2 separate regions of the Homo sapiens genome follow, and region 1 is linked to region 2. The links are chromatin contacts, found by Hi-C in ENCODE. All regions are on one chromosome and are shown on one strand. The core of a region is the stretch at or near the end of the contact, and the rest is flanking DNA. Distances in the headings are between cores, read along the strand shown. Region 1 overlaps LINC00877 (long intergenic non-protein coding RNA 877). Region 2 has its middle 36 kb from the start of RYBP.

Evidence for each region. A loop is a pair of places that touch in the nucleus more often than their neighbours do. Pooled maps may share reads with other maps.
Region 1: a loop to region 2 is called in a pooled map, with 2.8 times the contacts of the local background. The contact joins two enhancer-like sites. A Hi-C loop is called at or near these places in 2 of 37 single-sample maps with no recorded cell type and 2 of 50 pooled maps.

What each region holds. Positions count from the first base shown.
Region 1 is chr3:72,077,005-72,080,894 of GRCh38, reverse strand. The region is part of intron 2 of LINC00877 (long intergenic non-protein coding RNA 877); the gene reads left to right. Among named protein-coding and RNA genes, the nearest start is that of LINC00877, 22 kb to the left of the region's middle. RefSeq lists enhancers at 2,237-2,286, 2,407-2,536, 2,607-2,696. Within about 2 kb of position 2,399, at least 3 of the 41 ENCODE cell types and tissues checked have a DNase peak (open chromatin) inside an H3K27ac peak, as active enhancers do.
Region 2 is chr3:72,480,696-72,484,485 of GRCh38, reverse strand. No RefSeq gene overlaps it. Among named protein-coding and RNA genes, the nearest start is that of RYBP, 36 kb to the right of the region's middle. RefSeq lists an enhancer at 1,477-1,977. Within about 2 kb of position 1,390, at least 16 of the 41 ENCODE cell types and tissues checked have a DNase peak (open chromatin) inside an H3K27ac peak, as active enhancers do.

The sequences.
Region 1 (3,890 bases), core at 1,150-3,649, 400 kb after region 2:
CAAAAAGTCTCTGAATCTGCCTATGACCTGTGAGCGCCCCCGCTTCCAGTTGTCCTGCCATTCCAGACCGAACCAATACACATCTTACATGTATTGATTGATCTTCTTATGTCTCCCTAAAATGTAGAAAACCAAGTTGTAGCTCAACCACCTTGGGCACATGTTCTCAGGATCTCCTGAGGGTTGTGTCACAGGCCATTGGTCACTCATGTTTGGCTAGAATAAATCTCTTCAAATATTTTACAGAGTTTGACTCTTTTTGTTGACACACCTTTGGGCACCAGAAGAGAGAAATCACTGTTTCCTTGGACGGCCCTAAGATGTGATGATGTGAGTGAAGGATGCAGTTCACCCAACCCCATAAATGAATGGAGTCCTCTTGTAAGAGGGAATCAGCCCCAACCTACAGAGAAAAGAGAAGCTAAGTCTATGCAGGGGAGGGAGAAAGGGGGAAAGGAAGGAAGAAGAGATGGGGAGGGAGGAAGGGACAGTGGAAAAGAGGAAGGCAAGGGGAGGGAAAAGAGATCCTTGTCATTCGATTCACTAGCATCCCAAGGCTAATACCACATTCAAATTTTCACTCGCATGAGTCAAAAAAACTTCCCCATTTTACTTAAGCTTTGAGTTGGTTTCTGGCACTTTTAACTGAAAAGGTCTGAATAATAAAGTTCATCAATCCACTTGTAACCTAACTTCTAGAATTCAGGTTGTGCTGGGAAATTGCTAATTCAAAACTCAAGTGCCTACATCAGCGTGGGAAGGAGTCCTTTGGAGCTGTCTGAAATTTCAGGGCATTGTCCCCATTGGAAGCTTTGAACATTACACTTAGAAATGCTAATGAGAAAGAGAGAAAAGAGGGAGAGAGAGAAGGTTTAACCAATTTTCAAAAGCCAAAGTCAGTCTTTTTAGGAGAGAAAGGGGAAGAAAAAGGGATGGAAGACACTGGGAGTGTTTTTAGTGGCTGAGACAATGGAGGGTCTTCCTTACCAGGTAGTGAGGAATTTTTCCTACAAAAAAGACACGAGTGGCTTTTGTATTTGTAGACAGGACTAACCCTCCTGGGGGTGAGCTGATCAAGGTGAAATTATATAACCTATACAGTTAACTAAAGTGAATTCATCTCCATGCCCTCAGCAAGAAGAGTGAAAAAGAGGGCTGACATGGTGTTGGTTCTGCCCATCCTCACCTGCAAGGGGCATGTGAGAGCTGAAGTAATCAGATTTACTTCCTACCTCTCACGGTGCAAGCACCTCACTGTGCTAGTGGGCATTTGAAGGGATTTTCCAAATGCACCTTTAACTGTACACAATTTTCATCTTTGTAGAAATTTAGAACCCGACTCCCTAAATAACATGAGACATCACCATCACAGGCCTCATATTACAAGCCTGTACAGAGGGTGTGTGTGTGTGTATGTGTGTGTATGTGTATGTGTGTGCATATGTGTGTGTCTCAGAATATATCTGATGGTTATTTGAAGCTCAGTATTAATAAGCTATATAATAACTGGGTTCTATAGTATTTGAAATCAAAATCACTTTTAGATTCCTCTAGGCTCTTGTAAATGATAAGTACATCAAAATGCCTTGTGATGGCCTTCTGGGAAAAAATCCTCTCAGCCCAATTTACCAGGCAACTTTTATCCCATTGAATAAACTCGAGGCTCTAAGGCAGTGACTCTGCCATCAACAACATATATGAAAGCCTGCACTTTGTGGTTGGTCTGTTTTGTGTGAGGTGGGCACTTGCTGTTCTACTTGCCCAGTGGCACTTTTTAATTGGAATGATTTTTATTTGGTCTGATTTCCTGAAATAGAATACATCGCCTGCTTTAGAAACCCCAGATAGTCTATCAGCACAGACAGCAAATTGTCCTGGGGTTCTTGGCTTAGCTGTTTGTGGGGAGAAAGACTGCTGGGCAGGGTTTTGGCAGGGGGCAGTTGTAGCATATTCAAATCAGATATTGAAACAGTTTGTGTGTGTTTAGGAAGTAACCACAAATTTGACATGCCACCTCCACCCCAAACCCCAAACTGGTTCCATTCCAACAGGCAGTAGTCTCAAAGACTCTCTTAAATGGTTCATTTCTTCCTATTTACAACTCCCACAGTGAGCTGTTTTTTTAAGGGGAAATCAGTTTCTATGAACATCTAGGGCCCTGAGTGGGTCTTTGCTCTTTATTTGTCCTGCTTTGTTTAAACCAAAGAATACCTCAAGCCAGTAACCAGGCGAGCAGGGGCCTGTGACAGGCATGGTCACCTGAAATCCATTTATGCACAGGGATTGAAGGAGCAATCATATTCTAAATAAGGCTAATGAAGCTTTTTGTGAAAGCGCCAAAACCCACACACAAACGTCACCCTTGGCGTGTTCTCATTTCCACGGAGCAAAAGCAAAGGGGAGAAGGCTTACTGGGAAGCTGCCGCTGGCACATAGAATTAAGCAAAGGCTGTCCCATAGGTGTGCACAGCGGGCTTCTTTTCAGAGGGAGGATGAGGAGGAGGCAATGTGGTTCTTGCATACTAAGGGACTCAGTGTACTGCTCTAGGTGTGATTTTTCTTTTCTGTCACAATTGAGCCCAGTTTGAATTTCTCCCCTTACTTTCTTTTGGTTCACTCTTTTCCTTCATGGTAATCTTGCTGCTTAATGACCCTGGCCCCAGGCTTCCAAGGTAACTTGCCAAGAAGTTCAAGTTTACTTCTGAAGTCCATGGCTCTCACTTCCTCTTCCTTCGTCCCTCACCGCTTCTCACTTTTCTCCTCACACCTCCCGCACAACATCTGAAATATTCACTACCTCCAAGCGGCCCCGCTTTTGCAACCCACCCAAGCCTGTCATTTGTTTAAACGCTACTACTTATTTGGGTTTTGGCTCTGGGCCAGTCATCAGCAAACATTTTCTGAAAAGGGTTAGATAGTAAATAGTCTCAGCTTTTGAGCCACACTGTCTCTGTTGCAACCCTTCACTCTGTTATATCATGTAAATAGCCATCAACAATATGTAAATGAACAGGTAGGTGTGTCTGTGTTGCAATAAAACTTCATTTACAAAAAGAGGCAATAGGTTTGATTTGGCCTGATGGTCAAATGGAGTGAGTCCATGTGACATATGCAGGAAACTCACAAGGCTTTTAAGAATGGTATGTGCCCCAAAACACTGCCAGCTTGACCTGAAAGGGACAGAGAGAACAAAATGAAAGAAGGTTGTCAGATCACCAAAATTCTACAGACAGGAAACAGGTGGGTGAAACTACAGCTGCAAACAAGTATTACCCTTTATGAAGAAGGAAAGATGACTGTGAGAGCAGACCTTATAGGCTCTGAAGGCAGAGCTGAGAGCCATGCCTTGAAACCTAATGGAGTTTTTCTGGTTGGATTTAGAAAACATTTGGGACCAGGGACTCTTTTTTTTCTTTCCTTCTTCTCTCGTTTTGAATGGGAGTGCTGTTACCCTGGTGGAGTGTGTTTCATTTTGTATTTTGGGAGCAGATAATTTCTTTGCTAGCTTCATAGGTCCACAGATAGAGAGAAATTGTGCCACACACTGGACTATACCCAGAGCTTCACCCATGCCTATATTCGATGATTTATGTGATGAGAAATGAAACTTTTGACCTGATAAGACTTAGATGAGATTTTGGATTCAGGTTGATTGCTGTAATGGGTTGGGAGTTTTTAAGAATGGGTCAATGCAGTTGAGATAGACATAAAACTTTGGGAACAGACAGCATATTTTTGCAGGTTGAACAATGGCCTCCAGGCCAGCACGGTGGCTCACACCTGTAATCCCAACACTTTGGTAGGCTGAGGAAAGAGGATCACTCGAGCCCAGGAGTTCAAGACCAGCCTGGGCAATATAGTGAGATACTGTCTCTTTTTAAATTAAATAA
Region 2 (3,790 bases), core at 141-2,640:
GATTAAAATATTCCCAGTTACAGGCTCGGTGAGGTGGCTCGTGCCTGTAATCCCAGCACTTTGGGAGGCTGAGGTGGGTGAATCACTTGAGGTCAGGAGTTCGAGACCAGCCTGGCCAACATGGTGCAACCCCGTTTCTACCAAAAAATACAAAAATTAGCCAGGTGTGATGGTGTGTGCCTGTAGTCCCAGCTACTCAGGAGGCTGAGGCATGAGAATCGCTTGAACTTGGGAAGTGGAGATTACAGTGAGCCGAGATTGTACCGCTGCACTCCAGCCTGGGCGACAGAGTGAGACCCTGTCTCAAAAAAAAAAAAAAAAATTCTTAGTTACATGAGAAGCAGGCCAGTGTTGCCTTCATGGCATTCCCAATTGAAGCACTTATCCCTATGAAGTGACAAACTCTATACATACTATAAAGGTTAATAGCTGGCCAGGTGTGGTGGCTCACACTTGTAGTCTCAGCACTTTCGGAGGCCAAGTTGGGGGGATTGCTTGAGCCCAGGAGTTCGAGACCAGCCTGGGCAACACAGTGAGACCCTGTCTCTATGAAAAGTAAATAAATAAATAAATAAATAAATAAATAAATAAATAAATAAAAAGTTTAAGAGCCCAGCCTGTGGAAGCAAGATGACTTTAATTAAAATTAATCCCAGCTGCTTTATGAACCAGCTGTTCTTGGGACGTCTCAGAGCCTCAGCTTCCTCACCTGTAAAATGGGCATGATAGTAATATCTTTCTCAGGGGCTGTTGTGAGGATTTTGAAAAGCAATGAACATAAATGGCTGACATTCCACCAATACACACTGAGTAAAGTGCCTAGAACATTTTCAGCCCTCAATAAATATAACCTATTAAAACACATGTTCTGCTGAAGCCAGAATCTATGATTCTTCCCTCTCACTCTTAAATAGATTTTTAAAAAAGCATTTGATCTAATTATGTTAAAGATATATATACAAGGGGAAGACAGAAAGAAAACATACTATGATCTTTCCTGTTTGTCTACGTGTGTGATGCTATATATAATTTTTATTTTCTTCTTTCAGGCCTCTTGTGTTCCAGATTCTTTTGCAGTGAGCATATATATTAGTTTTACGACCAGAAGATAAGCCTTGACAAATGCTATCTTTAAAAGAGAAGAAAATATCGAGGCAAACTGCAGCATGATTTTATAGAAACTGAGTGAAAAAAAAAAAATCCCAGCTAGATGGAGAATTAGATGTTTTCTGGTCAAGAGCTTATTGGGAGGGAAATGACATCAATTTGGGTTCGCATCAGCTTGAGTGAAAAATCATAATGCAAAATGAAAGTACACGGGGCGGGTGCGGGGAGGGGCGCTGAACCCACGCTGGGATTTTGCCGTGTGAATCATCAAGCTAGAAATGACCTCAGGAGGGCATGTGGCCCCGCCCCCACCCCTCACCTCGGGAAGGTTGCCCAGCGACTTTTCAGGACAAATGAGCAATGGTCCTATTTATAAGCCCTCTAGGAACTAAATCTACACACATTTCCTTCCTCCTAAGCTTCAGGCAGTCTTGATTTAGCTTTTGCAGGTGCCCTCAACTAGCATTCTCCAACCTACTTCTCCTTCTGCCTGGAAGAGGCCTGGGAGTTGTCCCAGATCTTTCCTACCTACCCCTGAAGGACCCTGGGTCCTTGAGCAAAACCAAATCCCCCGGAAGTCAGTTTTGTCAGCTGTAAAATAGGGATAGGAAGGATTTGAAGAATGCCTAGCTGGGAGTGAAAAGGAGGCCTTCCAGTGCCAGAGGCCGTGTCTTTAACCATGTCTATACCTCCCTGGTGGGAAAAGGCAAGACACAAACAGAGGTAGCTTGTTTACAACAAATTGACAGGAATTTGAAGTTGGGGGTGGCAAGCTTGTTAAGAAGAAGCCAAGGCCACAGAGATGGGAAGCAGGAAGGGATTGAGAGGAGAGGGTCCAGAGAAAAACAGAGGCAGCTCAGGAGAGCAATGATTAGCAAGGACATCTCTAGAGCAAGAGAAGCCCCCGGTGTAGGGACAGTCCAGAAAACTCAAGAACCAGGATGCTATATTGCTTTTTTTATTTTTATTTATTTTTTACTTTTTAAAATATTTTGAGATAGAGCCTCGCTCTGTCACCCTGGCTGGAGTGCAGCAGTGCCATCCTGGCTCACTGCAACCTCCACCTCCCAGGTTCAAGTGATCCTCCTGCCTTAGCCTCCCAAGTGCCTGGGATTATAGGTGTGCACCACCACACCCGGCTAATTTTTTGTATTTTTAGTAGAGACAGGGTTTCACCGTGTTGGCCAGGCTGGTCTCAAACTCCTAACCTAAAGTGATCCACCTGCCTCCCAAAGTGCTGGGATTACAGATGTGAGCCGCTGCACCCAGCCAAGAACCAGGATGCTGTGTTCCTGTAATTGACCAGATATGCAGGACTGCAATACCCCTTCCGTTATCCACAAACACTTTTGGGAACCAGCTTTGTGTTCATGATGCTATGAGGCATGGCAGATGTGAGGTGGTCCAGGGGTAACAGAGATGGGGAGAGAGAATGGCAGCTTCAGGAACAGAGGATGATGGCTAAGGACCAGATGACAGTGGTGACCGAGGGCGTAACCCCCACTGACCAGGAGAAGGTATGTCTTTCTGGAAATCTGTGGAGTTTTTGAAGATGTGTCAGAGTGCTGCAGTGGGGCTGAAACCATTTTCTTTGTTTGTTAAAGAGTGATTACTGAGTTCTGAAGAACCTGGGGCTCTCCAGGAGGGAGGTTTTCTGGGTGACAAGTATTAGCAGTGTAAAATGAGTATTAGTGAAGTGCATTGCTAGCAGCATTTTTTTTTTTTTTAAAGGCAGAATCTTGCTCTATCACCCAGGCTGGAGGGCAGTGGCAGGATCTCGGCTCACTACAACCTCTGCCTCCTGGGTTCAAGCGATTCTTGTGCCTCAGACTCCCAAGATTACTCAGGGTTACAGGCACACACCACCATGCCTGGCTATATTTTCAGTAGAGACAGTGTTTCACCATGTTGGCCAGGCTGGTCTCAAACTCCTGGCCTCAAGAGATCTGCCTGCCTTGACCTCCCAAAGTGCTGGGATTACAGGTGTGAACCCCATGCCCAGCCTGCTAGCAGTTTTGATGTTGGTATTGTATTAGTATTAGTATCTATCTTAGTCTGTTTGTGCTGCTATAACAAAATACCACAAATTGGGTAATTTATCAATTTATTTCTCACAGTTCTGGATTCTGATAAGTCCAACATCAAGGAACTGGCAGGTTTTGTGTCTGGTGAGGGCCCAGTCTCTGCTTCTAAGATGGTGTCTTGAATGCTGTGCCCTCCCACGCAGAAGGCAGAAGGAAAGGCAAAAAAAGAACCAAACTGCCTCCATCAGGCCCTTTTGTGATAGCATTGATCCATTCATGAAGGCAGAGCCCTCCTGATCTAAACACCTCCCCAAAGGTTCCACCTCCCAACACTATTGCATTAAGGATCAAGTTTCCAACACATGAATTTTGGGGGACACATTCAGATCACAGAAATATCCATATTCCTTCCCCTCCCTCAAGTCCTGGATGAGCTCCTACGTGTATTCTCCTAGGGCCAAATCAATGAACCACTGCCCAGACCCTGCCTCCCTGCATGTTGATGAGAGTGGCATGTGGTATTGAATTAAAAGCCCTCCAGAGGCGAGGAGATACACTTATTGCTCCCTTATCCGCATGCCAGGTCACTTCATCATGAGAGGAAATTAAATTGGCTTGGAATGAATTGCTCCTCCCAAAGCCATGCTGGTCCCTAAACC